Regions from separate parts of the Mus musculus genome. Here regions 1, 2, 3 and 4 are each linked to region 5. Evidence: chromatin loops called from intact Hi-C (ENCODE). Cell type or tissue: heart. All regions are shown on one strand. Links, peaks and the distances in the headings refer to the core of each region. The heading gives the core; the rest is flanking DNA. Region 1 holds the start of Trpc1 (transient receptor potential cation channel, subfamily C, member 1). Region 2 holds the start of U2surp (U2 snRNP-associated SURP domain containing). Region 3 holds the start of Gk5 (glycerol kinase 5 (putative)). Region 4 holds the start of 1700065D16Rik (RIKEN cDNA 1700065D16 gene). Region 5 holds the start of Xrn1 (5'-3' exoribonuclease 1).

What was found. Peaks named below come from ENCODE experiments on the same cell type or tissue, not always from the same donor. Only the 100,000 strongest peaks of a DNase experiment are listed, where the experiment ranks them.
Region 1: a loop joins it to region 5, with 5 times the contacts of the local background. A loop is called at or near these places in 2 of 42 quality-filtered maps.
Region 2: it touches region 5 in a loop (3-fold over the local background); 4 of 42 quality-filtered maps call a loop at or near these places.
Region 3: it touches region 5 in a loop (7-fold over the local background); 9 of 42 quality-filtered maps call a loop at or near these places.
Region 4: it touches region 5 in a loop (6-fold over the local background); 4 of 42 quality-filtered maps call a loop at or near these places.

The regions. Positions count from the first base shown.
Region 1 is chr9:95,747,537-95,753,961 of GRCm38, forward strand. It overlaps Trpc1 (transient receptor potential cation channel, subfamily C, member 1), which reads right to left and starts at 2,812. Exons shown (of 13, transcript NM_011643.4): 1 at 2,132-2,812. The coding sequence starts at 2,303. It overlaps Pls1 (plastin 1 (I-isoform)), which reads right to left. Exons shown (of 16, transcript NM_001033210.3): 16 at 5,106-6,425. In heart, for the core only: a CTCF peak has its summit at 2,753; DNase peaks (open chromatin) are centred at 2,145 and 2,805; H3K4me3 peaks cover 1,472 bases; H3K27ac peaks cover 1,033 bases; H3K27me3 peaks cover 1,177 bases.
Region 2 is chr9:95,508,689-95,515,113 of GRCm38, forward strand. U2surp (U2 snRNP-associated SURP domain containing) reads right to left here and starts at 3,308. Exons shown (of 28, transcript NM_001357974.1): 1 at 3,129-3,308. The coding sequence starts at 3,173. In heart, for the core only: a CTCF peak has its summit at 3,613; a DNase peak (open chromatin) is centred at 3,313; H3K4me3 peaks cover 2,770 bases; H3K27ac peaks cover 2,165 bases.
Region 3 is chr9:96,114,964-96,121,293 of GRCm38, forward strand. Gk5 (glycerol kinase 5 (putative)) reads left to right here and starts at 4,466. Exons shown (of 16, transcript NM_001368879.1): 1 at 4,466-4,649. The coding sequence starts at 4,488. In heart, for the core only: no CTCF peak of the experiment used is centred there; a DNase peak (open chromatin) is centred at 4,358; H3K4me3 peaks cover 1,818 bases; H3K27ac peaks cover 1,370 bases.
Region 4 is chr9:95,854,588-95,861,012 of GRCm38, forward strand. 1700065D16Rik (RIKEN cDNA 1700065D16 gene) reads right to left here and starts at 3,295. Exons shown (of 2, transcript NM_001271569.1): 1 at 2,920-3,295; 2 at 831-973. The coding sequence starts at 3,169. The coding sequence ends at 861. It overlaps Atr (ataxia telangiectasia and Rad3 related), which reads left to right and starts at 3,010. Exons shown (of 47, transcript NM_019864.1): 1 at 3,010-3,196. The coding sequence starts at 3,138. In heart, for the core only: no CTCF peak of the experiment used is centred there; DNase peaks (open chromatin) are centred at 1,604 and 3,024; H3K4me3 peaks cover 1,806 bases; H3K27ac peaks cover 1,872 bases; H3K27me3 peaks cover 86 bases.
Region 5 is chr9:95,951,395-95,957,819 of GRCm38, forward strand. Xrn1 (5'-3' exoribonuclease 1) reads left to right here and starts at 3,366. Exons shown (of 42, transcript NM_001311130.1): 1 at 3,366-3,549. The coding sequence starts at 3,475. Gm16794 (a long non-coding RNA gene) reads right to left here. Exons shown (of 3, transcript XR_871036.3): 1 at 3,234-6,425. Atr (ataxia telangiectasia and Rad3 related) reads left to right here. Exons shown (of 47, transcript NM_019864.1): 47 at 57-250. The coding sequence ends at 230. In heart, for the core only: no CTCF peak of the experiment used is centred there; a DNase peak (open chromatin) is centred at 3,367; H3K4me3 peaks cover 2,144 bases; H3K27ac peaks cover 1,746 bases.

The DNA.
Region 1 (6,425 bases), core at 823-5,822, 200 kb before region 5:
ACTTAAGCTAAACCGAAGCTTAACTTGTGTGTGCTCAGAGATATCCATTATGCACATACACATACATTTTTACCCTTACTCTTCCTCACTACTGCACATAAAGAAAACATCTTTATGGGGCCGGGCGGTGGTGGTGCACGCCTTTAATCCCAGCACTTGGGAGGCAGAGGCAGGTGGATTTCTGAGTTCGAGGCCAGCCTGGTCTACAAAGTGAGTTCCAGGACAGCCAGGGATATACAGAGAAACCCTGTCTCAAAAAAAAAAATCTTTATTAGAGAAAAATTCTTAAAGAATATGGACGTAGTCAGTTACTCATTAATAGAGCTTTTTGTCCAATGCTTTAACACAATTAAGAACTTCATGTTTATAATAGCAAGGCAAAGAGCAGCAAGTTAAAAAGAATAAAACGAAACACATTGTGAGGTCAGTAGATATGCCAGTAAGGTAGCTAGCTGCTCTACCATCCTTCATTAAAATAACCGCGAACCACTTCCCATGGTACACTTCTCAACTAGTGTGTTCTAAAGCTTTGGTGATTTACAAAATGTCCCTGTACAGAGTGCTTAAGTTCTATAACCAGTGACACTTGTGAGCTGTATAGAACGATGCCTATATAGCTCCAGTACCCTACATACTAATTATACTCTCTTCACCCCTCCTTTATGCAAATTATTTTCCTCATCATACACATCTTTATATTAGGTGCTGACTACCAATATAAAACTTCTCAACCAAATACTCAGGTCTCTGCTTCTTAATTACCCAAACCGCTCTCCTCCCTAACCTCACACCCTTCAAATCTCCTCCAAAATAGGGAAAACAGAAAGTACCACTAAATATATTAAGGAAGGTGTTAATACAACAGTGGCATATATTCTCCAGGAAATGTTGCACATTTTGAAACCATCCTGAGCCCCGAGGCACACAAAGCTGCTACAGAAACCTAAAGCATCCTTCCTTATAATGCAGCAAGCCTCTCACGAAGGTGACAGAAGACAACTAGGAGGAACCAGGGGACACGGGGAATTCTGCCCTCCCCATCCTGGCTCTAAATCCATGATGAAATGTCAAGAAGGGATTGCCTTTTGGCCTGGCTAAGATTAAACATAATCATGTAAAAAAAAACAAAAACCTATCTCAAATGCTTTAAAAGGTTTAGGGAGATGTTGTTGACTTAAACCTCTATATGTGAACAAATCCAAAAACTTCTGTAACTAGTTTTCCCATAGTGTGAGCTGGCCTCTGGAAGTAGGCTTCAGAAGTCTGCATGGTTCCAACAACGTTTTCCCAAATAAACACTGCCTTTCAACATCCAACTGCTTAACTGAGGAATGAGAATGTTTCAGTACTTTTTTTGTTTTTCAGATAAGAGATAAAAGCAATCTGGGAGCAACCAAGTTCCATGCTTGTCTTTTAATGTGGCCAGAAAGTGATCAATTTTTAGATTCAAAACCAGTATATTCCACATTATTTCGCCTATATTTACTTTTTTTTTTTTTTTACTACCTTTGCCTCCCTCCAACTCTCTGAAGCAATAAATCTTTCTCCCTAATAAAAAATACCGACATTTAAAAGGGGTTCCAGAAATTTGGGGAAAGTTTCGGCAACTAGGGCAGGATTTTTCGTATTATTTGTGTTAAAGATAATGGGATACTACTCAACTGTAACAGGCTAAGGCACTGCTGGCTGATGCTAAACAGAAGTAAAAGTCTTTTTTAAAAATAACAACAACAACAACAACAACAAACCTACAAGGTGACAGCCCATAAATCGGAGAAGTCTTAAGGGAAATTCGTAGAATTTTCGGATTAGGTCCAAAACTAGCCTCTGGCTCCCAAAGGAAGAAGTAACTTCAAACTAGAGTTTATTAGTGACAGAAGTGGGGCAACTTTGGGATCAAGGCTCCCTCCTCGCCATGGAAACGTCCCACCTGCGCGAGTCCACCGCCCCCGCCCTACCTGCCTGCTGCTCAAGCTCAATTAGGCAGAAGTCCTGCGGGCTGCACAGAGGTGGGAATAGCCGCTGCACACAAGGAAAAGCACGAGTGCCAGGAGTTAAGTTGAGGCAGGGGCCGGACCCGGGGAGTGGGTGCTAGGGTGTCCGGAGGTGGAGAAGGGGGCCTAGCTCTCACCCTTGTCGCACGCCAGCAAGAAAAGCTTCTCATTCAAGGTGTTCTCCTCCTTCACCTCTCGCACATCCTTCAGCGCCATCACTTCGTTGGGCGACGAGGAGGATGGGGAGGAAGGCAGGGAGGAGGAGGAGACGCCCGAGAGGTCCGTGCTCGGGTACAGGGCCGCCATCATCGCGGCCCACGACGGGGGCAGGCCAGGAGACGGAGGCGGGGCCCCCATGGGCGCCGACCCCGACCCCGACCCCGAGCTGGAAAACGGGTGAGTCGTTCCCACGGCCACATCGGCGTGCGGCCCGTTGGCCCCGAAGGGCGTCGCCTCGCCCCGAAACCAGCACTCGCCCTCCACGGACAGCCCCAGGTTGGTGGCCGCGCTGGCGCGGCCCCGGGGCCAGCGCCCTCTGCCCAGCCGCCGGCGCCCCGGTCGAGCTGGTCCGCGCCCGTCCGGGGACGACAGAGTGGAGCGCGCCAGGGCGGCAGCCGAGCGCGGGGCCGTGCCAGGAGCCGCAGGGGCCGCACAGGGAGCGGCCCGGCCTGGGAGGGAGTGAGGGGGCCGCCGGCCGGAGAGCTCGGCGGTGCGCTTCGCAGCACGTCTGGCTCCGGGGCTGTGGGAACCGCTGGCCCAGCAGCACCCACAGGAGGCAGAGGTTCGCGGCTTTCTCCTCACGTCATCCTCAGCCCCGCGGAGGCGACGACACCGGGGCGGGGCTTAAGGCGAAGCCGGGCTAGGGGCGGGGCTTGTAGGGGCGGGGCTCCAGGGCTGACGCGCCTCTCTGGTCGGTCGCCTAGCATCTTGGGCGCGTCTGCAGCATCTTTGAGCACCTGAGGGCATGGGAACCGCTTGGTGGCGGATTTCAGGTAATTTTATCCGCTGCCTGTTTGTGCTGCTGCTGCTACTGCAGCACAGAAAAGGGCCAAGGAGCTTCTGAAGGATTAACGTTTACTTGAAATCCTGTACGGAATTGTCCTAAAGCCTGGCCAAAGCAACCTGATTATGGAGTTTGTGTTTACAGTTCCCTCGTTCCTAAAGGCGTTTTAAAAACAATCTTTGTGATTTAATATGGTCTAACATTCCTGATATTTCCAAAGTCACTATAAAAGTATTCGCATGTAAGTCAAAGGCGACCTATAACCGTTGCATAAGCACAGTTTAGGAGTTACTCGCCATACAAGTCCTTTTAGTGGATTCGTTATATTTATCCTATCTAATTTTAAGAGATTCGCTATTTAGACAACAATTGTCTGACGTCCAGCAAATGCGACTTGAAAACTGCATCTTTTCAATAATTTTTAATTGCTTCCTGCAGTCAACACTAGGGGGAAAATCTGAACTCTACGTTTAAGATTTAGATTTTTAAAGCAATGGATAAATGTACTTAAATTTGAGGGGAATACTGCCTCTCCTATTCAGGCTACTTTGTCCCATTAGTTTCTCTTTCAACATTTAACTTACTAATTCTTAAAAATCAATGTTCTCTTTAGATATTCTCTAAAAGTCTTTGATGTCGAAGTCATCTTTTCAAACGTTTTCTGTATTTGATGTAAATGATAATCTCAAGTTGCTCCAGTTTTTGTTTCTAAATGATCTCCCCGTTGTCGTGTAATGTTTAATACACTTCCAAGTTTATGAGTTTGGTGAAATTTCCAAGAGGCTCAAGGTGAAGCCAGTGGGAGAGAGGAGCGCCCATACATTTGTATATGCACCTCCTTTGTTGCTCAGCAAAATGTTTAGCCAGTAGTAGAAATCTAATCCTGCGCTATCTGAAATTTCAGTATTTGAAGTTAACTCAAATGACTCACAGCCATACACAGATTCTTTATCCAAAGAACTATGGGACTGGATTACTTTCTAAGACTGGAGGGAATTCCAACCCTCTTTGGTAGTAATCTTAAGAGACCTTCCAAAGCACTAGAGAGCCTACTTCAGGCAAGCTGATAATTATAATGCAGGCTTTTGGATTGTCTCCGATACAGACAAACTGCTCAGCGGGCATAAATTGGGACATTCTAACAATACCTACATACTTAGCACATGTGATATGTAGATCAGTATTGGAGTTATGATGAACAATGGTATTCAAAAAACTCAAAAGTGGCATATTACTCTAAGCAACTCCATCAAGTCACAGGCAAACAAAACAGAAACCAAAAGAGGAATCACAACTCCAGCCAGAGAGGGGAAAGAAACTCAGATTTAGATCTAGTCCTACAAGTAGGATGCTACTGATATTTTTCATGTTCTCCTCCCTTTACTCCCGAGGAGCACATCTGTCTCTTTTTCATGGCGCCCACTCGATTGCTTTTCCTCAGAGAGCCCTGACCTCGCTACCCAGAAAACCTCCCCCTCTGCTCTCAGTCAGTCTGCAGCAAATCTCCCCCCACTCCAATGGTCTCTCGGTTTCTTCCCTGCTTCATTTCTTGTTGTTGCTTTATTGGCTGGCCGTCTCTACTAGGATGTAAGTCAAAAGGCTGTTTCTACTTGTCTTAGCTGAGGTCCAAGAATCTAGTTGTGGTACTTGGACACTGGAGACAATAAATTAATGCTAATTATTTTATCCACTCAAATGATTTCATCACAAACTAAGTTTATAACAATCACGCAGTTTGTCTTTTTTTTTTTTTTAATCTTCATATGAGGGCTGGTGAGATGGCTTAGTGGATAAGAGTGCTGGTTGTTCAAACCTGAAGCCCTGAGTTCGATTCCCATGAAGGTGTAAGGAGAAAACTGACCCAACAAATTTGTTCTCTGATATCCACATGTAAGCATGCATGCCCATACACATGTATCATCCATACATACAATGATAATAAAAACACTAGAATTTTAGAATTAATTTTTTTCTCATATGAAAGAAAAAACACTAAAGAAACAGCTTTTGTGTTACTTCACATAGGAGTTGCAGTCTTTTGTGAGGAAATAAGCTTCTAACAGATCAGTATTGAAGGTTCTCTATTCTTTAAATGAAATAAACACAAATTCTACATACACAGCATTTTTATTAAATATATTTCGTGAGAAAAAGAACACCTTAAAGTGCTAAATTCCATGTAATTCAGATTGTTTTAGTAAATATGACAGCGGGAAAAATCAGAGAGGTTTGATTTAAATAATCTCAGGAAAGGAGCGGAAGCATTGTGTCTTCATATAAGAAAACAATCACCAAAATATAAAAGGCGAAGACATTTCATGTAGAAGAATATATTTCAGAATCCCACCTGTCAGTACTTCATTTATAAAAGTCTACCCTAAACACACAGACACTCTCCCTCCTGCTGTATGTTCTGATCAGTGGACAAGGAGGAGGCGGACAACCCATTCACACGGAGAGAGGTGACAGCACTTTCCTTGCATAGCACTATTGCTCACTGGCACTAAAGTGGAGGGCCGGGGAGCTCATTCCTGGCTTCAACTATGAGCAACAGAATTTCTCTACTGCTAAAACTTCTGGGGAAAAGAGGAACACAAACCTCAACTGTTTCCAGGAGACCATGAAAAACTACGACGGACATTAGCTTTTATATACACAGATCTCTACAGAAGCCATTTGGTGGGCATGTCCAGTGATGTAGGTTTCCCTGTAGCCTGAGAGTAGTAAGTGTGATGTGATTCTAGCAGGATAGGATTGGTGTCAGTTAGGACATTCTATCCAATGTTTGGCTGAAAAGTATTTGAAAGCAGTTAGGTGAAAAATAACGATATTCACATTCAGAATTAATATTTGCAAAACAGATCTCCACAGATCAGATTATCCACAATTGAAAAGTGTCACACACATTGTGGGGGCAAAATAAATACTTAACGGCTGGCTGACCACTTAATACATACCATTTTAGAAAAGGTGGGTAACTCAGATGACTTAGAGAAATACATATGTGTAACATCCTACCAACATATAGTATTATGCTTGATGGTGGAGACAAAGCTGTGTTATCAGACTAGCACATGTGATGCTGGAGACAAAGCTGTGTTATCAGACTAGCACATGTGAAGTAACAATGGAGCTACAAACAAACTGTAAGTAAAAATCTCCTACAGCTTAAACAAGAGAGTGAACGTGGGGGTTATTCAAGAGTTAGTTCTCGTATTAAAAAAGTTTAATGTTGATGGATTATATTTATCCCTTTAAATTTTTATGTCATATAGAAATTTACAGAAAATTTTAGATCACTTTACACAGCTAAAGGGAGAAAAACCAAAAGGATTAAGTGAGATTATGACTTTAGGTACATTTTTTTTTTAATCAAAATTTAAACAACACATCAAAAAAAAAAAAAATCCAAACACATTTAATAGAAG
Region 2 (6,425 bases), core at 797-5,796, 440 kb before region 5:
AGCGGCCGGTCCTCCAGCCTCCAGCCAGGTCTACGTACAATCACACGCAACAAATAAAATACAGTATTTTAAAAAGGAGACAGGTACTGCCACTGCCACACAGTGAAATATAATCATTGTCTTCTAATCCTCACTTGTATGAACATGCAAACAAAGGTTAAAATAACAATATTTTTTCTTTTTTGTTTCTGTTTGTTTCTCAAGATGGGTTTCTTTGTGTGTAGTAGGCCTGGCTGTCCTGGAACTCAGATATCCACCTGCCTCTGCCTCTGCCTCTCCCTCTGTCCCCCAAGTGCTGGGATTAAAGGCATGGGCCTCCACTGCCTGGCAAAATAACACATTTTTGGTAAACTTATTTTTTTATATCTAGCAATATCTCAGGTTAACAACCATACGTTCTGTCTTACTGCTCTGAAACAAAGCTACAATATGGCTCCAAACCCCCTCCTGAAGCCATGAAATACTTTGCTTAGGAAATTTTATTTCTAAAATATGTGCTCAGTGTCTACCAGGAGATATTAAAAATGAAAAGTATAGAACAATTACATAAAATAAAAGGGACTTTGGAAGGGTGCCCCCCCATCAAGTCCCCTTAGCAAGAACTACATACACTGTGTACATCATGAAGTTAATTTTAAAGCTAAAAATAACTAGTGGTTTATGTATTTTGTAATTAAGAAACACTAATGGGGCCATGAGCATGACTCAGAGAATGCAGACATAGGCCACACAGCCTGAAGGCCTGAATTTGATCCTTAGAACCTAGCGTTGTCCTCTGTCACATCTACACTGCGGCATGAGGGTGCACATGTGTGCACACAGACATGCACACTTTTGTAAAAGATAGAGACTTCATCATGGTCAATGGTAAAAACCCTATATCTTGTACAAATATTCTTTCAATGTGTAGAAATGACTAATAAACACCTCTACCCAAATTGATGGAAATGTAACTACCATAGCAAGAGCATGAAACAGAAGTCTCTACTTACTTGATATACAGCACAGAATACAAGCCTGGAAATTCCAAATATTGTACTAAGGCCAAAATGATCTTATAATCTAATAATGTCTAGACTTACATTTGAAATTAAAAAAAAACAACAACAATTTGAGTGGTCATTATGATGGCCAACACTTAATAATCCAAATCAGTGCTTTCTAGTTCCTTAAAAAAAAGGGAGCTGGAAGCGGTTGGCACATGCCTGTAATCCCAACTCTGGGAAATACAAGGAAGGAGCAGCAGGATGCTGAAGGTTAAAGTTCAAGCCAGCCTGGGCTACGGGAGACCCAGCTCAAAAACCTAGTACGCAGGATGGGTGGATGATCTATATAGACTTAGAAACTGAAGTAAGATTTACTAACATTTACAGTAACTCCATCTTTCTATCAGCCCTATAAAAGAATTTTTTTCCTGTAATAAGATAAGAAAACCTGAGGCTGAAGAGATTAGGTATCGTATTTGTTTTCAAAACCTATAACCTCGCCATTCCATTACAACACTTTCCATTACATGGAAAAATCCTGGCAAAACTCTTGAGTATAAATATTCCCTTTTCAGACACGAGTAAGGAACCCTTTGGTGACATCTAAAGGACTATAAACTGACAAGTGTGAATGAAAAAAAAAAAATCCAACAAGCTACTTAATACTTAAAAACTACACAGAGTCCTGAGAAGTATTCTCTTAGAAAAAAGTCTGAACACATACTTTGAAAAGCTTTCAATCTACCCAGGCCTCATGCAGGAAATACTAAATGCTTTGAGAAGAATATCAAAACAAATTGTAACTATGGATGTGGGTACCTGTCCTGGTCACGGGTCTGAAAGGAGGAGTGGCATCATGAGGTACCCCTTCATTCACCTGCTCCCCCAGAAAGGGAAGGAGGGGAAAAACTACTGGAGAAAAAGGAAGCTGACTTACAGTAAAGGTCTGGTGTAAGGACAACCAGAACTGGGCCCTCCCATAGTTCTGAAGAATGTCTAGTAAGACCTTTACTACTTGCTAAGTAAATCTGGGGCAATCATTCAGCAAAATGGCAAAAATTTAAAAATTAACAAATAAATAAACGTCAGCCTTATTAGAAAGAGAGCAAGTTTGGTTTGTTTCTCAAACCAAACAGCAAATGCAAACAGATAATCATACACTTTACGTTCCGAGACTCTTTAAATGTTATCCAACTCCTTATCTCTGCATCTCAAGCCTCGCCACTGGTTTATGGCAGTACTTAGGCATCTTTAATACCGAGATGGGGACGAGAATCTCCAAGCAAAATAATCCAAAATAGATAAGTAAATAAATGGGATTAAACACGCTGGCCAAAATGGCAACTAACACCAATTGTTAACCCAACCTTACTAACGCTTAATTACAGTTCAACGGTTTCCCAAGCAATGCACAGGGCTCCCTATAAACTCACATGTAAGGGCATTTGGGCAATTTCCACGTCTACCGTAGTTTCCCTTTCCAATGGAAACCCCACATACTGCTTGAGACCCTGAGTCTGCGGCCCTCAAGAGGGATGTTGTTCACTTTTCACTTCCCGGGAAGTGGGAGGAAAATCACATGGGAAGTGTGGCTCTAACCCTGAGGCTCAGAGAGCGGCTCCCTCCGCACGTCCCAACCCCAGGCCCTCCACTGGCGGGTCTCTCGCACACCCTTGCAACCCGTCCAGCCTAATTTCCTGGACGGCAAGGAGAGAAACCGTGTAAGGCCAGGAACGAGTAAGAGCCAAAGTAAAGAAGGGAGGACGAGGGGGGAAGAAACAGGCATCTAAGACCGGGAACCTTCCCGCCTCTCCCAGCCTCTAGCCCGCAGCCTCCGAGAGCAGCAAGGGGTGATACAAGGACGCCGGACCACCTCGGAACCACTGCTCTGACCCACAAAGCCGAACGAGGTGACCAGCCCCGCTCGCCACCAGGCACGCTGGTGTGGGGCTGAATCCCAGTCGGGACGGACGCGCGCTCGGGCCTCTCAACCTGCGCACCTTGGTGCAGCGGTGCCAGGCCCACTGTGGCCAACAGGCCTCAGCCCCTCGCCCCAGGAAACCCTCGAAGGCCAGAGGCTTCTGTAGGCCCTCGACCACGGTGAGAGACCCCCCTGACTGACGGAGATCTCTAAGAAACTACCTTTGAACTGGCCTTCTGAGATCCGCCTGGCGTTTTGTCGGCCATCTTGAGCTTTGCTCCTCCTTCAGCGGAGGCAGCAGCGCGGGTGAGTCGAGCACCGAGAGAACAGATAGCAGCCGAGCGCGCCAGAAAGGCTGCCAGGCCGAATAGCCGAACGCCGAGACGGAGACCTCCGCGGCGCCGGGGCCGCGTGACTTCCGCGTCGAGGCGCTTTTACGCGCCCCGCCCACCCCGCTCGCCTTCCGGTGAATTGCGGCGCCCAGTCACGTCACGCGCCTGCGGAATTTAGGGACTCTCCTTGACCCGACTTTCAAGGCCAACTGATAATTCAGTCATTTTCCTCCCAGAGCCAACCGGCGTTAGATGCGAGCGGGTTCTACTTCCTGAGGGGGGAAGGAAGCTGCTCTTTTAAAGCAACTGCAGTAGCCACGTGAGCCGAGCGTCTCACCTCAGCTGATGAGGCAGTTCGTCGAGACACTTTGCCGCACGATCCCCCAGGGGGCACAGGCCTTGGTGGCAAGGCAAATTTGCAATCTGCTCACGTTAAAAAATGGTGAGCAGTGACTTCAGAGTTGAGAAAAAACAGGGAAATAGGATAAAAACTGTTTAGGACGTCGGAGCATGGTACCTGCATAGACTGGGCATGGAGTTGGGGAGGGATGGATCGTAATATAGACGCTGTTCTAAAACGAGCATGTTTATTGTTACTGTGCAGTACAGGCACGCCCTAGCAACTGTGGGGAGGTTAAAGGACAGTTTGAAGGAGTTGGTGGGATTTGGGGATCGAAATGAGGTTGGCAGGTTTGCTCAGCAAGTGCCTTTTTCCCTCTGAGACTTCTGGCTACCCGCACCTATTTCTTTGAAGCATAGTCGCAAAAGTTGTGTAGCAGAAGATAGCCTTGAACTGCTGATTTTCCCGCCTCAGGTCCTGGGAATTAGTCTTGGGCCACCATGTCTAAGCTTTTTGTTAATTGAAGGGAAGCGGGGAATGAGTAAGTTTGGTTTGATTTGGGTTTTTCCAGTTTGTCGGCATTCCACCCCTGGCTGTCCCTGTGCTGTAGACCAGGCTGACCTCAAACTCGGAGATCTGTCTCCCAAGTGCTGGGAGAAAACGTGTGTGCCATCACCTAGATTTCAGTTACAGATAAGGGTCAGACCTAGAGAAGAGGCTCAGAATTGGAGATGTGTGACAGGACCTGAGAATGGAAATAAATTCATTTGGGCTGGAGGGCACAGAACCGTATTATACTGTACTTTCATGCATAGCAACCGTTACTTTCTGATCGTTGGCTTCCTGTTACTACGGTTTCTATCTCTGGTACCTGGCTTATTTATACCTCATCGCCTACCACCAGATTTTATTGATATTTATTTATTTATTTATTTTGGTTTTTTCAAGACAGGGTTTCTCTGTGTAGTCCTGGCTGTCCTGGAACTCACTCTATAGACCAGGCTGGCCTCGAACTCAGAAATCTGCCTGCCTCTGCCTCCCAAGTGCTGGGATTAAAGGCGTGTGCCACTACCGCCCTGCTTATTGACCTTTTTAGAGAGTTCAGCAATGTAGCCTCCTAGACTAATGCTTCCCTGGTCGCTCCCCCACCCCCTTCACTATACCCCCATCAACCAAAAAATAAACTTCAACTTCTGTATGGTAAATGTACTTGCTTCTGTGACTCCGTCTCCTGAGCCTACTCCTACTCTCAGAGTTCATTCTTTCTTTCAGTTCCCTCCCCTACTGCTCCTTTCTTCAGTGTCAGTTATATACAGGGTTACTTTGCAATCTCCTTATTCCCAAGTTTTACACTGTACAGCCTTATGTCTGTCTCTGTAAGTCACAATACTGTGGAGGCTTTTATATATTAAAAACAGCAGGGTTCCAATAATAAATTCGGAACAGATTGTGAAACCTACTTTACAGCATTCATATCACAGCTTTATTTAAAATATTTGTATTTAGGGTTCTCTAGGGTCACAGAACTTATGAGTATTTTCTATATAGTAAGAGAATTTATTGATGACTTACAGTCTGTAGTCCAACTCCCCAACAGTGGTCAGCAGCAGCTGTGAATAGAAATCCAAGGATCTAGCAGTTGCTCAGTCCCACAAGGCAAGCGGGCGAAGAAGGATGAGCCCTCCTTCCAATGTCCTTATGTAGGTCTGCAGCAGAAGGTGTGGCCCACCTGGATCTGGGACTTGCCTTACTTAGTCTCCTGGGATTAAAGGCATATGTACTACCTTGCCTGGGCCTAAGCTTTTCATAGCCACTATGCCTCAAGATCAGGATCACAGGTGAGCCTTCTAGTTCTGGATTGTAGTTCATTCCAGATATAGTCAAATTGACAACCAGGAATAGCCACCACAATCCACCTCTTGTCAACTTGACACAAATAATATCTCATGTCCACATGACACAATAACAAGGTCATCAATACAACTAACATGATAAAACTATTCCTCATACAATCGCAAATGCATTTGTAAATTTACAATGGGGCAATGTCCCTTGGGAACATTCTTTTAGTATCTCAAATACCAGTTGATGTTAAAGAAATTGGAAGAAAGACAAATGTATTCTTAACAAAATAAAACAGAAGCATTCTTTATAATCCTTGTTTCAGGCCTTAGCTGGTATTTATAACTACTTCCTCTACCACCCATTCTGTATTTCCTCCACCCTAGGCAAGCACCTCAGCAGGTCTTGGCTCTTTTCCCGGAGGAGTGACTCATACCTTCATTCCTGATGGGTCTGTATTCTTTGTCATCCTGCTTGGATTATGCTGTTGTAGTTTCCCATTGACTTTAATCACAGGACATGGTAGTACTAAGAGATGCCCTAAGGAATCTCCTGCACTCCAGACATATTCCTGCCAGAAGCTCCAAACAGCATCTCTATCTGCCACCGACACCTCAAATACCATCGGGTCTGCTGGATCATATGGTCCAAGTGGTAGAGCAGCCTACACAGCAGCCTGGACCTGTTGGAAGAGCCTTCTGTTCCAGGCCCCACACAAAGCTAGCAGCTTTCAGAGTCACTTGGTAAATAGGCCTGATAACACACCCAAGTGAGGGGTGTGCTGTCTCCAGAATCCAAATAGACCCACTAAACATTGTGCTTCTTTCTTGGTGGTGGGAGGGGCCAGGTGCAATAACTTACCTTCCACCTTAGAAGGAATATCTCTGCATGCCCCACACCACTGGATTCCTAAGAATTTCACTGAGGTAGATGGTCCTTGAATTTTGGTTGGATTTATTTCCCATCCTCTGATACGCATGTGTTAACAATGAATCCAAAGTGGT
Region 3 (6,330 bases), core at 1,331-6,330, 160 kb after region 5:
AGCCCCATGTGCTGCAGGGATTTTCCACTATGGGCATAGCAGGGTGAGAAGTGCTGGCTGAGAATGATGCACCTGGGAGACACACAGGATCTTTCATGTCTCCACGCCTCTTCAGGCAGCAGTCTGCCCTCTGAAGGTAGTGGTTGCTTTTAAAATGAGTCCTCTATGTTTAAGTTCCCTGACAATCAATATCTGAACTTGGGGGGGGGGGCAAAATGTTAATTGTAGCTGTGCACAGAGGTGCCTGCCAATAACACCAGCACTTGGGAGGTACAAGTAGGAGGAACAAGAGTGCAAAGTGGCCGGGTGTGGTGGTGCATGCCTTTAATCCCAGCACTTGGGAGGCAGAGATAGACGGATTTCTGAGTTCGAGGCCAGCCTGGTCTACAGAGTGAGTTCCAGGACACCCAGGGCTATACAGAGAAACCCTGTCTCGAAAAAACAACAAAACAAAACAAAACAAAACAAAACAAAAACAAGAGTGCAAAGTGATCCCTGGCAAGGTGGTCACTTCAAGGCTAGCCTGAGTTACATGAGACCCTCTAACCCTGTTTCTTAGTGTCTATTGCTATGAAGAGACACCATGACCAAGGATAAACTCATAAAATGATACATTTAATGGGGACTGGCTTACAGTTTCAGAGGTTTAGTCCATTGTCAGTATGGTTGGCATGCAGGCAGACATGGTGCCGGAGAAGTCGCTGAGAGTTCTATATCAGGATCCATAGGGAACAGGAAGAAACGCTTGGCCTGGCATGAGCTTTTGAAACTCCACAGCCCACTCCCAGTGACACACTTCCTCCAACAAGGCCAAGCCCCCTAACCCTTCTCAAGTAGTGCCACCCCAATTACTAAGCCTTCTGAGCCTATGGGGTTTTTATGTTTGTTTTTTATATTTTTTAGACAAGGTGACAGATCCCTGGCTGACCTGGACTTGCTTTGTAGACCAGAATGGCCTCAAAGTCAAGAGATTAGACTGCCTCTGTCTGCACAGTGCTGGGATTAATTAATAATGCTCAGAAATGAGGGCCATACTTATTCAAACCACGACACCCCGACTCAGAAAACCAAACCAAACCAACCAAAACAAACTGTTCTCCTATAAGAATCTACAGGCTCTTTCTGTTGCTCTTGGTTACCCACTATAACTAGATGGAAAGACTCTTGATGAAAAAAAAATGTATACTGTAGTGTAGGTTTCAAGCTAGACTGATCTGAGAACTTCCTCCCTGCCAGTTAGCTCTCATAGTGATGGGAGGAAGGAGCTTTTCAGACTGCTGGAGGAGAAAAAAAATCATCAATGGTATAACCTCACAGTGAACTCTGAATGCTACAGCACCAAGATGCTAGGCAAGACCAAATGGTAAAAGTGTGGCATGAAGGTTATGGAGGTAGCCACCTGCTGATTGGATTTGTGGCCTGCATCACAGGAAGGCATTCATGTGTGACATTATAAATCTGGGCCAAAAAGCTCATGGCTGTGGAAATCATACAGCCTAGAGGGGAACCTATGACTGTTGTTTTGCTAAATGCTCATGTTCTCAGACTGCCCTCCAAGTGTTTATATTTATACACAGAGACTAATGTTGCTTTCAGTTTTGGCCAGGCAAGCTTCTTTATGTAGTGGGCAGCAGTCAAAGCAGGATCATAAACTAGTTTTTTTGTTTTTTTTTGTGTGTTGTTTTTTGTTGTTGTTTGTTTTGTTTTTGGAGACAGGGTTTCTCTGTATAGCTCTGGCTGTCCTGGAACTCACTCTGTAGACCAGGCTGGCCTTGAATTCAGAAATCTGCCTGCCTCTTCCTCCCCAGTCCTGGGATTAAAGGCGTGCTCCACCACGCCCGGCTGTTTTTTTGTTTTTTTTTTTAAACTGAAAAGTGACTGTTGTGCTCAGCCCTTTCTCCCCAGGCTCAGGTACTCCATGAAAAAGAGCAGCAGAAACAATGCAGGAGTGTGAGGATTGGGAGAACAGGTAGGCGTGCTGTGAAATGCTGCCTCTTGGACCTGGCATGGCTTTTGCCCCTATGACCTCACTGCGGCTGGCGATTGACTTGCACAACATCAAGTTAATAGTCCAGCGGCAGCACTAATTGGATTGGACCCACTGGGTTGGGGAGGGCAGTGGGGACATGTTTCAAGGTGTCCAGGGGAAGTAGGAAGGGAAGATTGAGGGTGAATACGACCAAGATAAATTGTTGGAGGTGGAGAGTTGGCTCAGAGGCTAAGAGTCCTTATTGCCTGTGCAGAGGTCCTGGGTTCTATTCCCAGCACTCCCATGGCAGTTGACAACCATCTATAACTCCAGTCCCAGAGGCTTTGATGCCCTCGTCTGACCTCCCAGAGCACCAGGCACACATGTGATGTACATATATACATACAGGCAAAACATTCATACACTTAAGAATGTTTTAAAAGATACATTGTATGTATTTATGAGGTTAACAAAGAATAAATGATATTCTAAAAAACAAACAAACAAGCAAAAAAACAAGTTTTCTTCAGGTGACAGCATTTGTCAAGGTTTCAAATTTGTTTGAAATTGGAAAACTGTGCTTGACCTGTTGGCGCATTGCTATAATTCCAATGTGAGGCGAAGTCAGGAGGAGTGGCTTGAGTTCTAGGCCAGCCTCTGGTACACTCAGACTCTGTCTCAAGAGAAATAAAACAAAAATGAGAAACTTTTTAAAAACTCTAGACTAAGTATTTTTTAAGATCTGCTCTTTCACACTTTAGAAACTGCTGATGTTTGACCTTACGAAAATGATCACAAAGTCGCAGAGTATAAAACCCCCAAGAAATACCTCTGTGAGAAGTACACCAACTGTTAACACTGCCTACACTGAACTTTTCTTAGTTGTAAGCAGGGAAACTAATGGCTAACTGTATGAATAAGCTTGACTAGGTTACTTGTACATTGCTGTGGGAGGTGTAGTTTAGATGTGATTGACATTTAAATCTGTATCCCCAGTAAAGATATCACACACACACACACACACACACACACACACACACACACATGACTGAGCTTCCCCCGATTAGTTGAACACCAGGCAAGCTTTGGAAAAGGGCAAAGGCAAGCTTCGGGAAGGAGGAAATCAAAACTGTAAGCATGGAAGTGTGCCTTCTTTTCCAGGCTGCCAGCAGGCCCTACAAGTTTCTAAGCTTGCCTGGACCTACAACCAATTCTTTAAAGTTTCTTTCCCTCAGGAACTGGGAGAGATAGCTCCGTAGGTAATGTGCTTGCCAGTCAAACATGAGGACCAGAGTTTGGTGCCTATTCACGACAAGAGCATATAGAATCCTAGGGAGCCTTTGGTCCTAGTAAGAGATTGCCTTGAGGAACAAGGTCAAACTTCAGTTGTGGCTCTCAGGTTCTGGCTCTGCCTTCCCTCTGGTATTTGTACAGTTTCAGTTTCTCAAGAGAATCGGACAGCATAGGACTATTAGTCATGCATACAACGCTGGAAAGTCTCTCTCTCTCTCTCTTTCTCTCTCTCTCACACACACACACATTCATGCATGACCAATTGGTCACCAACGATATAGGGCAGACCTGTGCCAGATGGTGCAAATAGGCATTGCTGTGTAGAGACAGACTATTAAGAGAAGCCACAAACAAACAAAAATAAATATGGTGTTCACAGTCAAGCTTCAAGTGACAACCCAAATCCAACTTGGCAAATCTCTGGGAAGCAAGTAGGCTAACAGAGTAATATAAACAAGAAAATATTCCTTTAAGCTGATAAGCTACCCACAAAACATTCTCACGAAATTTAAACTTTGTGTCGCGGCAAAGGCCCTTTAGTGCCATACAAAACTTGGACATCTATTCATCGTTGTGTAATACATGCAAGCTTTTCTGGGAAGACTTCATGAGGAACCTCCTATACTTTTGAATGTCTTCCCACGGACTGGAAAGATGGCTCACTGGTTAAGAGCACTAGTTGCTCTTGCTGAAGACCGGGGTTTGGTTATCATTGCCTACATGGAAGCTTGCAATCGTCGGAGGTCCTCTTCTGACTTCTACATGCATCAGGCACATGTGGCTCACACACATAAATACAGGCAAAAAACTAAGTGAACATGAAAAAAAGTTTAAAATTTTTTCATCTCACTTGATTTTTCCTAACAGATATTCGTAAAAAAGTAATCTGGGCTAGAAGGGAACTAAAAAGTTTCAAAGTAACGGTCGCTGAACGGTGACATCCAGTACAGCGCTGCGGTAAACGCCATCTTTGCCAAATTCCCACGAGCTGCTCGGCGCGCTGCCCTGACGTCACGGTGCTAGGGGCGGAGCGTGGGGTAGCAAGGCTTCCCGAAGGGGCTGAACGAGGCGGGGCGGGGTCTTGTGAAGGGGCGGAGCCTAACTCGTCGAGGGGCGGGACAGGGCGCGGTGTAGGAGGGGCGGGGCCGCGAGCTCTCCGCCCGGGGTCTGGCGTTTATAGCTCCGCGCTGGCCGGCCCGTGGCGACTGCAGTGTTCGGGGTCGCGATGTCAGGGCAGCAGGAGCGTGCAGAGCGGCAGCGAGAGGAACTGAGCGCGTCGGCCTCGCCGCCCTCCCGCTTCGTGCTGGGGCTGGACGTGGGCAGCACGGTGATCCGCTGCCACGTCTATGACCAGACGGCGCGAGTGCGAGGCTCCAGCGCGCAGAAGGTGACTAGGCGCGGCGGGAGGGTCTCGGGATCTGACTGCACCCTAGCTCTTCCTGCACCTCTGGGGGGCTCGGGCCGGCGTGGCCCGGTGTCTGTCTCTCGCTTCCTGTCCCGCGGGACTCAGCGCTCTAGCTTTACCTGGGTGGAACCGAGGTGACTCTCGGGGCAGCGCGGGCAGATTGTGTATATGTGGACAGAAGGTGGTTAGTGATTTGCGTGGTTTTTCTGCACTTCCTCGTCGACCTTTTATGCCTTTTAGCTCTTCAGATTTTGATGGAATATAAAACTGTGGGTTTTTTTTTTTCGGTTGTGTTATTTAAACAATTCGTTGCATTTATTATTTGTGTATCTGTGTGTGCTCGCGTGCTATATGGCACACATTTAGGAGTCAGAGGACAACTTTCTTGGGCATCGGTTTTCTCCTTCCACCATGTTGGCCCGGTCCCTAGGATTGAACTCAGGTCTTCAGGCTTGGCAGAAGTACTTTTACCGCCAAGCCACCTTACTGGTTGCGTTCGTAAAAGTGCTAGGTCCTCACATTAACATTTAACTTCCATGGATATTGGAGACACTGAGCACATTTTGAAAGCTTTGTTATCCTTATTTCTTTCCATCTTTGAGAATTCATTAAAAAGTATCTTCTGGCTTGAGAAGCCTGCCAAAGCATTGGTTGGTCTTTGTTAGCAAAGCCTTAAACCTCAGATGATACTAGTTAACAGCCAACCCCCATTTTAATAAAGCGCTAATTTCTATACAGTGGTCAATGCAGTTGATTGAGTGTAGTGTTCTTATTTACTCCTTTAAATACTAGCATTTTCTAATGTTTAAAATATTAGCGAAGGGATATGAGAGCCATTTAACTTCTTCCTTACAGCACTGGGCTCCCCCCTTTTTTCCCTGTGCTATCCTACATCGACTAGGGTAAAAGTTAAGTAGTGACTGCCTTAAGAATTTACTTTGAGGAAATAGACTAGACGTTCCCTTCAGGGATCTGAGCTAGGAGGTGAGTTGCAGCAACTGCGCTGCTCGCTCTCTCTCTGGCCAGCTGTGTCGGAACACTGCCCACCCACTCAGTCCATCCCTGTCCCAACCTTTAAGGACAGGTCTAAGGCACATACTGAGCTCTTGTCGTATTGCAAGTCTTTATCACAAACACAACGATACTTCTTAGTTTTTCTTACAATTCTAGTCACAAAGTACTTTTGCTGAAACGGTGCATTTTAAATTTTTTTTTTTTAATTAAGGAATGAGAGTTTGGTTCAGGAAGGAGATGGCTCAGCAGGTAAAGAGGACTTCCCAGTCCTCCCTCCTAAGCTTGGATCCCTGAGATGGACAGGGAGAAAGGAGAGCATAGGTTGCCCTCTGTCCTCGGCACTTTAAACTGGCACAAGTGTGCTCCCTACCCTGAAGTAAATATGAAATTTGATAAATTTTTAAGAAGTTGGTAGGCAATACAGCTGCATAGTTGTTGCACAATTTAAGGAAATTTGATTTTTAGAAAGTATTGGGGTTTGGTGGTACATACCTTTAATTCCAGGGCCTGGGAGATAGAGGCAGATGGGTCTCTGAGTTCAAGGCCAGCCTGCCTGGTCTACCGATGGAGCTCTGGCTATGTAAAGAACTGTGGAGACGATGCCTGGGAACTGATGGGAAGAACACTGTCTTTGGGATGCTAAGCATGG
Region 4 (6,425 bases), core at 613-5,612, 97 kb before region 5:
AATAAAGTTACCCAAGAATAAAAAGGAGCAATGAAGACCCCTGGTGCCGTGCAGTTGGGGAGGGGGAAAAAGAAAAAAGAGAGGGGGAAACCCCTAAGGAAAAGTGAAGAAAGATGGCAAAGGACATACTGCTAAAACACGGGCTAATCAGAGAACACATTCCAGGGATGCAGCAATCTAGACCGGCAAATCGTGTAAGAAGAAAAAAGTGATCAGTCTCTATTGGACTTAGCCATCTGAAAGCCATGAGAGGAGGGGAGGTGGACCCGGGAGGAAGGCACTGAGAGCTTTATTAAGACAGTTATTAACTCCACAGGCAGAACAGCTGGGGCCTAAGGAAAGAGGCTTCAGTCCCCAGCATACAAAACCAAGCCAGTGCACATTCTTAAAGGCTTCTAAGGGAGGGTGTGATCCTTGCACTCTGAGGAAGCAGGCTTAGTTAATAGATGACCTGTGTTGCGGGACATGGATGACAGGAGTCAAGGAGACACTGGCTAGGGGAATGGGGTAGTTAATGTGTGACATTAGTCAAGCTGCCTTGGCCCCTGGGCAGCAGTGAGGTAGTGAGATGAGGCTATTGTTTTTTATGAGTGCTGTGAGGACAGAGGCATGCAGGCTTGTGAGACTCCTGACCACAGCTAGCTGCGCCTGTCAGTTCCTTACAGCAGCTTTGAAAGGAGAGAAAGATTTCAGGGGTGTGATCCCAGTCTGTGGGGCTGCTTCCAAGATCATCTGGAAGGTCTGTCTAGGTGTCTGTCTAGCATAAAGGAAGGCATGAGTCTTAGTTGCTGTTCTGTTGCTGGAAAAAGAGACACTATGACCAAGGCAACTTAGAGATTAACAGTTTATTGGGGGTTTGCTTACAGTTTCAGAGGGTTGGAATCCATGACTATTATGGCAGAGACCAAAGCGACAGGCAGGCAGGCATGGCGCTGGTGAATTAGCTGAGTGCTTACATCTTGATCCACAAGCACTGGACAGAGGGAAGAGAGACGAGTGAATGGGGAGACAGGGAGAACGGGGAGGGAAGAGAAGGAAGAGGAAGAGGGAGAGAGAAAGAAGTAATTGGAAATGGCATTGGCTTTTGAAATCTAAAAGTCCACCTGCCCCCATTCCTAGTGACACTCCTCCTCCAGCAATCCTTCCTAAACAGTTCCACCAACTGGGGATGCCAAGTGTTCAAATATATGAGCCTCTGGGGGTCATTCTCCTTCAAACCACCACACCATGAGTCTGAGCTCTAGCTCTAGCTCTATGTAAACTAAATATAGAGGCACCTGCCTGTAATCCCAGTACCCAGAAGGTGGGATGAAGATCAGCAGTTCAAGGTCATCCTCAGCTACATAGTGAGCTCAAGGCCAGCCTGGGCTATGGGGGACCCAATCTCAATAAGCAACAACAACAGCAGCAACAGGAGAAAAAGAGAAACTGTTGGTGATTCTGGGGAGAATTAGGGCAGGGAGGGGGAGGGACACAAGGGCAGAGTATAATAAATACTGGGTTAGGACTGAATGGGAGATGAAAATAGAATCAGCCTTACGAAAAATTCTTCTGCAGAGTTTGGCAGAGAGAGAGAGTCCTCAGAGGGAGGACCGACACTGGCCTTGGCATCTGCCTCTCATTTATTGGTGTATCACTAAGGCTGTCCAGATAAATGGCTGCCAGCTTCCTTTCATTCTGATTTGCACCCCCCTCCAAACTCAAGGGTAGCTTTGACTAGCTCTTGCTATTGTTTCAGACTGTGCCTCACCATGTAACCTAAGGCGGCTTAAGCTGGTTACCATGCTGCCTCCGCCTCTAAAGTGCTAGAATTATAGCCATGTAGTGCTGTGGCCAGCTTATTGTCACTCTGTGGAGAGCTATCAGTACCTCCCTACCACTTACCGACACTGGGTGATGGTGCTGTCCCTCAGTTGTGTTGGATCATATTCACAGATAGCCTAGGACATATGTGGACTGCCCATGGTGGCCCACCAACGGCACTGGGAGGAGAGGGGGTGGTATTGGAATGTAAAGTGAAAAACAAATAATTGTTTCAAAAATTGCTTTTTGGATTAGATTTGCCAGAGCTCTGCTGTTTGGGGTCCTGCACTTCAGAACTGCAGTGCTACTCAGTGATGAATTACATACTGGGTTGTTGTTGTTGTTGGTGGTGGTGGTAGTGGCTTTTGGTTTTGTTTTGTTTTTTGAGACAGGGTTCCCCTGTATCCCAGACTGCCCTTGAGCTCATTATAGAGCTAAGGATGGCTTTGAACTCTTGATCCTTCTGCCTCTATACCCAAAGTAAGGGGATTGTAGGCATGTGCAACTATGCCTTCTTTTTTAAAATCGTTTAACTGTAGTTTGTTTAGTACTCTAGGTCCTCTGTGCCCGAGCCTCACGAGCTAGGTTAGTGCTCTTCCACTGGACTGTGCCCTCAGCTCTGTCATTATTGTCATCTTTCTCAACATGATTTCAAAATAGCTAGCTTTTCTTGCTTTTTAGCAGATACACTATTTTTCATAGTTGCCTGTCCTATGTTAGGTTTCTATTGCTGTGATGGAACACAATGATGGAAAGTGACCTGGGAAGGAAAAGGTTTGCTTCAGCTTAAAGTTCCTCGTCACAGGGCATCACTGAAGGAAACGGGGCAAAGGGATGGGTGTTCAAAGTACAGCTTTGCAGTCAGAGCGCATCTGGCTGCCATTCCACCACTTTTTAATTTTATTTTTGGAGGTTGTATCAATAATTACCCTTGTGTCCTAAACAGCAAATGTAAGGATTACTGCATGGCCTTACCTAGTTAAATATGCCATTCGAACATAGTGAAATATCTAACTTTGTTGGGTCGTCAGGTCCCTCTCCGACCCAGATCCTAGCTTACGGCTTCCCTGAGCATCCAGGTTTGAGCAAAAAATACCCGTGGAGTAGGTCACGCACTCGCCTGGGAGGGAAAGTGGGCGGGCACGTCCGCTGTCGGCTCCGCCCCTGTCGCCTCTGGGATTTCCCCAGGGTTCCAACCGCAACCGAGAGCGGCTTCCGGGAGGAGAATTTTGGACCTCGCGGGGCTCCGTCGACGCTCCGCCCTCTCCACCGGAGGCGGCTGTGGAGAAGCCCGGCGCCGGCGGCGGCTGTTTTGAGAGCCGCTCGGTGTCACCATGGGCGACCACGGGCTGGAGCTGGCGTCCATGATCCCCGCCCTGCGGGAGTTGGCCAGGTAGGGCCGCGCGTCGTCGCCAGCTTCGAGTCGCCGGGTCTCCTCGGCCCGCGCCGCGGCCTGTGGCCGCCGTTCCCTCCCTCACAGTGGCAGTTGGCCGGAGCGCCGTGGCGACCCACGTGCCGGGGTGACCGTGGCAGCCGCGGCTCGGCTCGCGGGGAGCCAGTCCACGCGAGCTGCTTCCCGCTTGGCCTCGAGAAGGGTCTCTTCTGGCCATCTTACCACACTCGTTTGCTTCCCGAAAACTTCCCCCGGGTCCTGGTCCTTTGGTCGTTGTTGACGGAATCCATTGGCTGAGGTTTTGTTTGGGAATCACGGCCCCGCTTCTGAGGGAAGCGCGGCGGTTTCTCCTCCGAGAGAGGCCGAGCGTCGGCCAGCCCGCTACTCTAGTCGGAAGTCCCCGGGACTGGCCACGGGTCCACGGAGTCCAACGTGCACAGCGTCCCCCAAACTAAAACACGCGTTGGTGTTCATCTGCAGTTGCCTCTTTGAGGCTCGCCGCCTTCAATCCCAGAATTTGGGTGGCAGAGGTGCCCCTAGGCCAGCCAGGACTAAATAGTGAGACCTTGCCTCTGGAAAGACAAAGACAAGAGAAAAAAGGGGGTGGGGGGAAGCAAACCCCTTGTTTCTGTCAACCTCGAGAGTCAAAGGAGAACCGGGTTCCAATCAGAAATTAGCGCTTGCCACGCCCCTTCTGCGCTCTAGGTTTTCCTCTGTCAGGACACCGCAGCCATTGAGTTCTCAAGTCGGTTCTCTCAGGCTGGAAAGTTTGCACGTAGAGTTAGTGCTGACCTTAAGTCTGTGAGCTATCAGTTTCCTTTTAGTTTTGCACCGCAGCGATGTTCATTTCCTCCTGTTGGCCATACCAAAAACCGAAAACCTAAATTAGAGGATAAATGAAAAGACCACTTTTGTACTGTCTGAAGGGTTTTTTTGTTTGTATGTTTGTTTTTTTACTTTGCATGAATGTGGCAAATAGACTTTGTGGGAGCAAAAAAAAAAATCATTAAAAATTTGAATTTAGTAATTTCTGTCTAAAAGTATATGAGATAAAGTGATTTTGGAAAACTGATAATACAAATTTTGTCATCACTGAAATTCTGGAAGGCAGGGACCAACACCTGAGGTTGTTCCCTGTCCTTAACTCATGTACCGTGGCACAAGAACCTATATTCATATGTACATACATACATATATATCTCACATGCGCATACAGACTTTTTAAAATGATTAAAATTTTAAGTTTAACAGCTATTAATATATTAAAAACTTACATAATTCAACAATAAAAAAGTTTGATGAAAAAAATGAATAAGGAAATTGAGATTTTTCTCCAGAGAGAATATAAAATAGCTAATAAGTAAAGGAAAACACAGATGTTTGATATGATTAAAAGTAAGGGAGACAAATCCAAACCACACAAGGAAGTTGGTGAGATGACTTGGGAGGCCAAGACAAGAGGCTCACTGAGTTTGAGGACAGCTTGAGCTATCAAGGTATTAAAAGGGGCTCTATAGTGAGAACTTAACCCTCCTCAAAAACAAAACAAGGAGATTCCATTTCAGACCATTACAATAACTATTGATATGTAAAAGAAATGGTAAGGATATGGGGAAATTGGACCCTGTGGTACATTGTTAGTATAGAAGTAAAATAGTGTAACTTAACGGTTGTGAAGTGGAATGAAGGTGCTACTAAAGGAGGAGGGTAAATAGAGTAGTTACCTCATAACATGACAATTCTTTATAATATATACCCAAAAGAATTTATAACAGGGATTTGAACATATATGTTTACACTTTTGCTCATCAAAGCATTGATATTCACAATAGCTCAGTGGTGGAAGCAAATGCTCAACAGATGAGTAAATATAATCCTCCCAAACGTGGCATAAACATGGTATTATTCAGTATGATGAGGAAAGACATTCTAATATGCTACAACAAAGCTAGTGAGTTTCAACCTGTAGGTAAACCCCTCTTTCCAAAAATATATACATTATGATTCATAACTAGCAAAATTATAATGATGAAGTAGTAATGAGAATAATTTTATAGTTGAGTCACCAAGAATTGAGGAACTGCATTAAAGTTCACATATTAGGAAGGTTGAGAACCACTGAATTAAGAAATAAGTCACAGGGGCTGGAGAGATGGCTCAGCAGTTAAGAGCACTGATTGCTCTTCAGAAGGTCATGAGTTCAAATCCCAGCAACCACATGGTGGCTCATAACCATCCGTAATGAGATCTAATGCCCTCTTCTGGTGTGTCTGAAGATGGCTACAGTGTACTTAGATATAATAATAAATAAATCTTAAAAAAAAAGTCACAAACAGGTAAATATACCATAAATAGAAGAAACCTTAAAATAGTCAAGCTCATGAAGATAAAATAGTGGAATGAATATTGCCAGGGAATAAAAGAGGAGAAATGGTAAATTATTGCTTATTAGGTGTAGAGTTGCTGCTTGGGAAGGTTAAAAAGTTCTTTACATGAGTGGTAGTAATGTGCTGAACTTAATTCTATAGAAGTATATACACTTTAAAATAATGAAATAGTAAACATTATGTAATTTATATTTTATCAAAATAAAATCAAAAGATGTTTTCTAAAATTGATCTGATCCTAGCCAGTGTTCCTTTTGTGAAATTCCAACCTTTGTGGCATTTAGAATAAACCTCAGTTTTTCTGTGTCTCCTTACGGCTCTTCTAGCTAGCCTAGGTATCTCTCTGGTCTTATTAATCACAATTGCATTTATATCCCAGGCTTCCATTAATCTGAGCTGTGTGATCTCCAGTGATTTAACTTCCAGAGCATCCTCAGATCCAAATTAGGCTTAGTATCTTACCTTGTTTTATAGGGTTTGTGTTAGCTCATTATATCCAAATATTATCACACTCATATGTAACTCATATAAGACGATTAATGCAACATTAATTCTTTTGTCCAAGTATGAGTAATCCAATATGTATCTTATATACATCTTAATTTGGAATAACCTTCTTTTCAAGTATTAAATAGTCATATGTGGCTAATGGCTGCCATTTTGAGCTGCACATTTCTAAAATATGAAGGTTAGCTGTCTGCACTGGCATTTAAGACTTTCCCCGCCCCAAATTAGTAATATCTTTAGATTTTCACTTTTAAGAAGTATAATACTGTCTATGTTAACATTTAAACCAATCATATTTGTTAGGTTCAAGTTTAGAGAGCTTTTGTACAAATTGA
Region 5 (6,425 bases), core at 614-5,613:
GAAATTCCAAATTGTATTGGGTCTGTAGCCTTAATGACTTTCTGTATCTTTTTTAGGCCAAGACCCATGTTCTTGACATTGAACAACGACTACAAGGTGTGATCAAAACCCGAAATAGAGTAACAGGGCTGCCATTATCTATTGAAGGACATGTGCATTACCTCATACAAGAAGCTACTGATGAAAACTTACTCTGTCAGATGTACCTTGGTTGGACCCCATATATGTAAAATAAAATTATTTCAAAGAATATATTAGTAATCTGAAATCCATGTTACTAATCAGTGGTTTGCCTTTAATTCTAAAGTACAGCATACATTTACTTACATTCTCAGAGAAACTAGTATTTCTCTGTGATTTTTAAAAGTATTTAAAATAATGAATTCAATTATTAAACACTGCTTTCTTCATACATATTGTTTAGTCCAACTAGAGAAATAATACATGTATTCTCATGATCAAAAAATAATGTAATTGCAAAGAACCAGCCAACTTAATTTCATTTTATACTTTATATCAACTTCCTTTTCAAAGTGTTAGCATAAGGTTTCATTTGAATAGCAATGAAGCTATATTGAATTCATGTTGTGGGCAGGTATTGGACTGCCTCTTCTGCCCTGTCGAAAGTGATAGGTTATCATTAAATTCACTTCATAAAGCGCTAGTGTGTGTGAAAATGTGATCAAAGAATAGAAACTCAAGAAATATGCATGTGAAAACTAATCAACTGTGTAGTTGTTGGTGATACTGAAGACTGAACCATGCTCTGCATACGTCCTACCATTGAGCCACATCCTAACCACCAATCTGTACATTTAAAACACCACACTGCTGATGGGCCATAACACCCAGTACAGCAGTCGCAGAAAACACTAATATTTACAATTGTCTATGATTTTTTAAAATCTAAAGTTTTTAATGTGTTTAGATGTTTTCTGCATATTTTCTAATAGATTAAAAAGAAAAGAATTGTAAAGTAATACATTTATTATAGTCAGATGGGAAACTGCTGAATTTTTTCTCCATAAGACTCTGTCTTATTTTTTCCTATAAGTAAAAGTATAATGAGGTAAACTGTAGTAAGTCAGAAGACATAAATGTGAAAACTGAACATACAATTTCCTACTCAGATTTGATGTAAAGCAGTTAAGGACAGGATAATTAGAAAATCTTTTTTTACATACTCTGTGTGTTAGGGGGCGTGCATGTGTGTGCTTTTTATCCATTTCAATTTTTTGGCATCTTATTCATATAAACATGTTTAATTAATTAGCATTGATGTATTTTGGTTGTACTTGGTACTAGATTACATAGGATCATTTCAAACAAATACATCATATACTTTTAACAAATTCCTTCCACAATTCCTTTGTTCCCCTGCCTCAGTCTCTTTTGTTTCTTTCAACACTTTAGTGTTGTCTCTGCTATCATCTCACATATACATATATGATTTTAAGTAGCTATATAAAATCTAGGAACCATATATGAAAGAAAATGTTATCTTTCTGAGACTAAGTTAATTTACTTAATATGATCACTTGCAGCTATTTTCCTACAAAAGATATATAACTTCTTCATTGATGAAAAATGTATACATATATATTACATTTTATATATCCATTCCATATATATATATATATATATATATATATACACACACACACATAATTATATATATATGGAAGGTTCTCTTGACTAAAGATGAATGTTGTCCAAGCGCTAATCATGGAAGACAAGCAGTGCCAAAGGAAAGAATCCAATAACTTCTGAAGTATTTATTGTAAGGAAAGTCACATGATAATAAAAAACAAAACAGAAATGTTTATAGTGGCTTTTGTCCTGTTTGGTTGAGACAGTTCTCATGTAGGGCAAATGCGTCTGGAACTTAAGTAAGTGAGGATGCCCTTGAACTCCTGATCTTCCAGCCTCCATCCTTCAAGTGCTGAGATTCAAACTTTCATGCCACACAGGTTTGAGTTTTGGGGTTGAAATGGGCTTTCTTATCAACTAGGATCTCCCTGAACTTACAATGTACCTGAGGATGGCCTTTAACTTCTGATCTTCCTATGCCTCCTAAGTAACCACAACCGGCTTTTTGAATTTTGTTGGTTTCTTTGTTTTGAAACAGGGTATCAAAAATTGTGGATGAGGGGAGTAACCCAGAGTCTTGAAATGGTGGGAAATTACTCTTTCCCACAATACAACTCACAGACTTTAACAAGAAGGAAGGCCCAAGTGTGGATACCTGAAATCCACCTCGAAGAGGAATAATAATCATGGGAGGCAGAGGGAGGAAATTGGGTCGGAGAGGTGAGAGGAAGGGGAAAAGAAGGGGCGGGATCAGGTATGGAAAGGAGGGATGCCCAGAGGGCCAGGAGAATTAATCAACATGCAGCAGTGGAGGTTAGGGCCCATGGGGAACCTCTAGAAAGTCCCAGAGATCTGGGATGTGAGAGGCTACTAGGACTCAATGGGGATGACCTAAGCGGAAATGTGAGGTGGAAGCAGATGGGGGAGCACCCTCTCAGAGTTGGGAGGAGGGCTTAAAGAACTCCGGGAGGGGGAGTCAGGATGGGGGGGGGGGTTGGAATGTAAATAAAGTAATTTAATAAAAGATATAAAGAGGAAAACTATAAAACTCTTTAAAATATTAGAAAATTAAAACTCTTCTGTAGGTTTACATTACTCAGAGAATTACTCCTCTCACAAGCTAACCAGACTTTTTCAAGTCCACATTGAAAAATAGTAAATTTAACGATCCCACGAGGGACAAGCCCACAGTACAAAAAGCAAGTGTCCAATACCTTTCTTACTAGGGTTTCTATTACTGTTATAAGCACCATGACCAAAAGCAACTTAGGAAGGAAAGAGTTTACTTGGCTTACACTTCCACATCACAGCCCATCATCAAAGGAACTTGAGGCAGGAACTGAAGAAGCTCTGAAGGAATGTTGCTTTCTGGCTAGTTCACTCAGCCTTTTTCACATACCGAAAGACCACCGGCCCAGGGGTGGCAGCAGCACACATTCAGATGGGCCCTCCCGCATTGATCAGTAATCAAAATATTCCCACAGGCCAATTTGGAAGCAGCGTTTTTCTCAGTTGAGGTTTCTCTTTCTAACGACTCTGCCATGTTTCAAGTTAACATAAAGCTAACCAACTGTCTCTTAAACGTTCTTATACCATCCGCAAGTCCACACCTCAATCAACTGGCATTTTAAACCTGAGCTCACCTAATGCGCAAATCACACCTCTTGCGCTGTCACCAACGAGTATGGAAGAGCGAGGCAGCGGGATAGACAGGACCCACCGCCCACCAGCGCCGTCCTGCCCCTCTAGGCCCACGGTTTGCTCTATGGTCTGGCGGACCTTGTGTTGTCATCCTCCGAGCGACGGCCGGAGGCGGCGGCGGAGGCCCGGGCGGGGTGTTTGGTTTCGTTTCTGCACCGACTGGAATTAGTGTCGACGGTCAAAATGGGAGTCCCCAAGTTTTACCGATGGATCTCGGAGCGGTACCCCTGCCTCAGCGAAGTGGTGAAGGAGCATCAGGTGGGTGAGCTCAGGCCGCGGCGCAGAAAGCGGGCCCGCGGGCCTCTCTGCGCTGTGGGACCCCGGCCTTCCAGCTGCCCGCGGTGCAGGTCAGCGGCCGAACGGGGGGAAGAGAAGGGGAACGGAGGCTTGGCGGCCCCCGGGTAGCCGCACCAGGTAGAGGCAGGTCAGAACAGAGTGGCTTGCGGCAGGTCTGAGCTCCCCCTGGGAAGGCACTCCAGGACTTGCAAAGGAGCCCTTGGTGGGAAGGCTTTTAAGGAGCCCTCTCTGTCCTCCTGGGAACCGGACCTGGAGCTTCGCTTTAGGCTGCGAAGCTGTGTGGGACGACTTCTCGGGTCCCTCATCCCAAGCAAAGCAACAGACGGTATACAAGCACTAACGTCCCCGTGGTGGAATCGCGGAGCACTCCAGCTGTGAAGAGCTGCATTTAACCTCAATGCCTGGACCGGTTGCTGTAGCTAGCTAGTGTCTTGGGTTTGTGATACTTTTTCATGCTCCCGTTAGCCCCCAGACAGGACCGACCCCCCTATTGTCTAAACGAACAAAACGTTTAGATGGAGCGCAGGGATGGGGCGGGGAGGTGGGGGGAATGGTGCTTAAAGGCTTTAGTATGGCAGAAAGATCTCGAAACATTATTACTAACACTTAGTGTATAATGACCCTACAGCAGCGGGTTTTTTTTTTTTTTGAGTTCTAAAAGTGTGTATTTGTATATTTATATATACTATATACTAGAATATATCTGCATGTTTGAATGACGGAGGAGAGAAACCAAATGTTCTAATAGGTAAACTAGACTTTGAATGATAATGTAGTATGTCACATTTAATGACTTTGGTTTACAGAAAAAAAAAACTCGTTTTTGAAATTTGTATACTTAATAAATTATTTGTGATAAGTAGCACTGTATTAATACTGGAAGTTGTCAATTATGTGGGGTTTTTTTTTTGTTTGTTTGTTTTAAGGTACTTATAAGGTTAAAGATAGAATCCAGCCTCTGGAAAGGATTCTTTTGATATTAACTTCTAATGAAAGTTGGCATATAAAAGAAACCTTATAAAAAGTTCGAAAATGCTGACTTGTCTTCCCCTTATTTTAGTTAAGATTAGATGGTATGAATTTGGTTGACTTAAATTTAGATGGTATTTATTTTCAGGGAGAAAAGTGAAAATGGAGGCATTGTTTTTCTTTTTCAGGATCTTTAATCAATAAATATTTTCTAGCCTAATGTGTTCAATAACATTTTTATTCTATGCTCTTTGATCACAGACATTTATTTGGTAAAAATATCTTGGGTTCACCATCCTGGGGAATTTCATTGTAAAAACAAAACAGTCTTTTAAAGCAACATCATGACATGGGAAGCAAGATAGATTTTGTGAAAGTTTTACAGTAGATTGAAAGTAAGGATTGCTTTAAAATTACACTGAAAATAAACTTTAAAACTTGTTGGTGTGTCAGCGGGGCATGGTGTCCTACACCTTCAATCCCAGCACTGAGCAGGCAGAGGTAGGTAGATAAACTGACAGCCATGGAACACAGACCTGACAAAACAAGAAACTCGATGTATCAAAGTTAGGCCTTTCACAAATATTTTATTTAACAGAAGACCAAAAAAGGAAGACTAGGAGGGAAGGACCCAAGCACCCACATAAAAGCCGGGAGCAGCATAGAGCACCTGTAACCAGCACTAGAGAGCAGGGACAGGTGAAGCCTGAGGGCTCTCAGGCCAACTCGTCCAACTGATCAGTGAGCTTCAGGTTCACTGAGAGACCCTGCCTCAAAAAACAGACAAAAAAAACTAAATGAAGAACATTTAGTTTCCTGTGTGGTTGCCAGGGTGAACAGAAGCACACCCAGAGGGAGAGGATGGGGAGCGATGTGTTTTAGAACGAGAGTGAGGATGGTATCAGCACAGTTATTCATCCTTTGAACCACTGAATGAAAATAGATAGAATTCATGTGATTCAGTAGCCCCATGTTACTGAGTCCAAACACTACTAGATGAGGGCAAACTACCAAGAGACTCTAGACAGTTTGAGAGGAAAAGAAGAACTAGCTGATGAACTTGTGAACAGAACTCCAGAATACCCTGTAGGCTTCAAAGGACTAGCCAATTAGATAACAGTACCTAAAGCTGGGGGAGGGAGGCTTTATTTTATTTTATTTTTTAAGACTGACTGAGTGAAGAAGAAAAAGCAGTATCCCACCTAGACATTCAAAGCTGACCTACCAAAGGATCGTTATGTGGCACAGTATGCCCTAAGGAGAAATGGCTGAGAATAAAATAAATGTTACCATGGAAGGCATACTGGAAACAGAAGAAACTGATCCTGATGAAAGGAAGAATTGGAGTCAAGGGATCTTTAAAAATACACTACCATGTTTTAAAACATTATTGAAAAACTGCAAAAGAAAGAGACTTGTGAAGTTAAGGCTTTTCTGAGCCCACTCATTCTAAAGCTTAAGGAATTTCAGTTCATATAGAAACAAAAAACAACAAAAAAGTATTGCGGCCAAGTGACATACATTTATTTGTTTACTTACTTATTTCAGCTTCTTTCATTTTTATGTGTATGAATGTGTGTATATATATATATGTCTGTGCATCACCTCCGTGCCTGGTGCCCCTAACGGTCAGAAGAGAGTCCTGGACCCTGCGAACTGGAGTCACAGATGATTGTGAATCACCATGTTGATACTGCGGACCAAACATAGGTCCTCTGCAAGAATAACAAGTGCTCTTAACCATGGAGCCATCTCTCCAGCCCTGAATACAAGCTTTTGTTTACTTCCCTCAGCCAGCTGTGGTGATACACAGGTGTAATCTTAGCACCAGGGCAGCTAAGGCAGGAAGACGGCCATTTCAAAGCTAG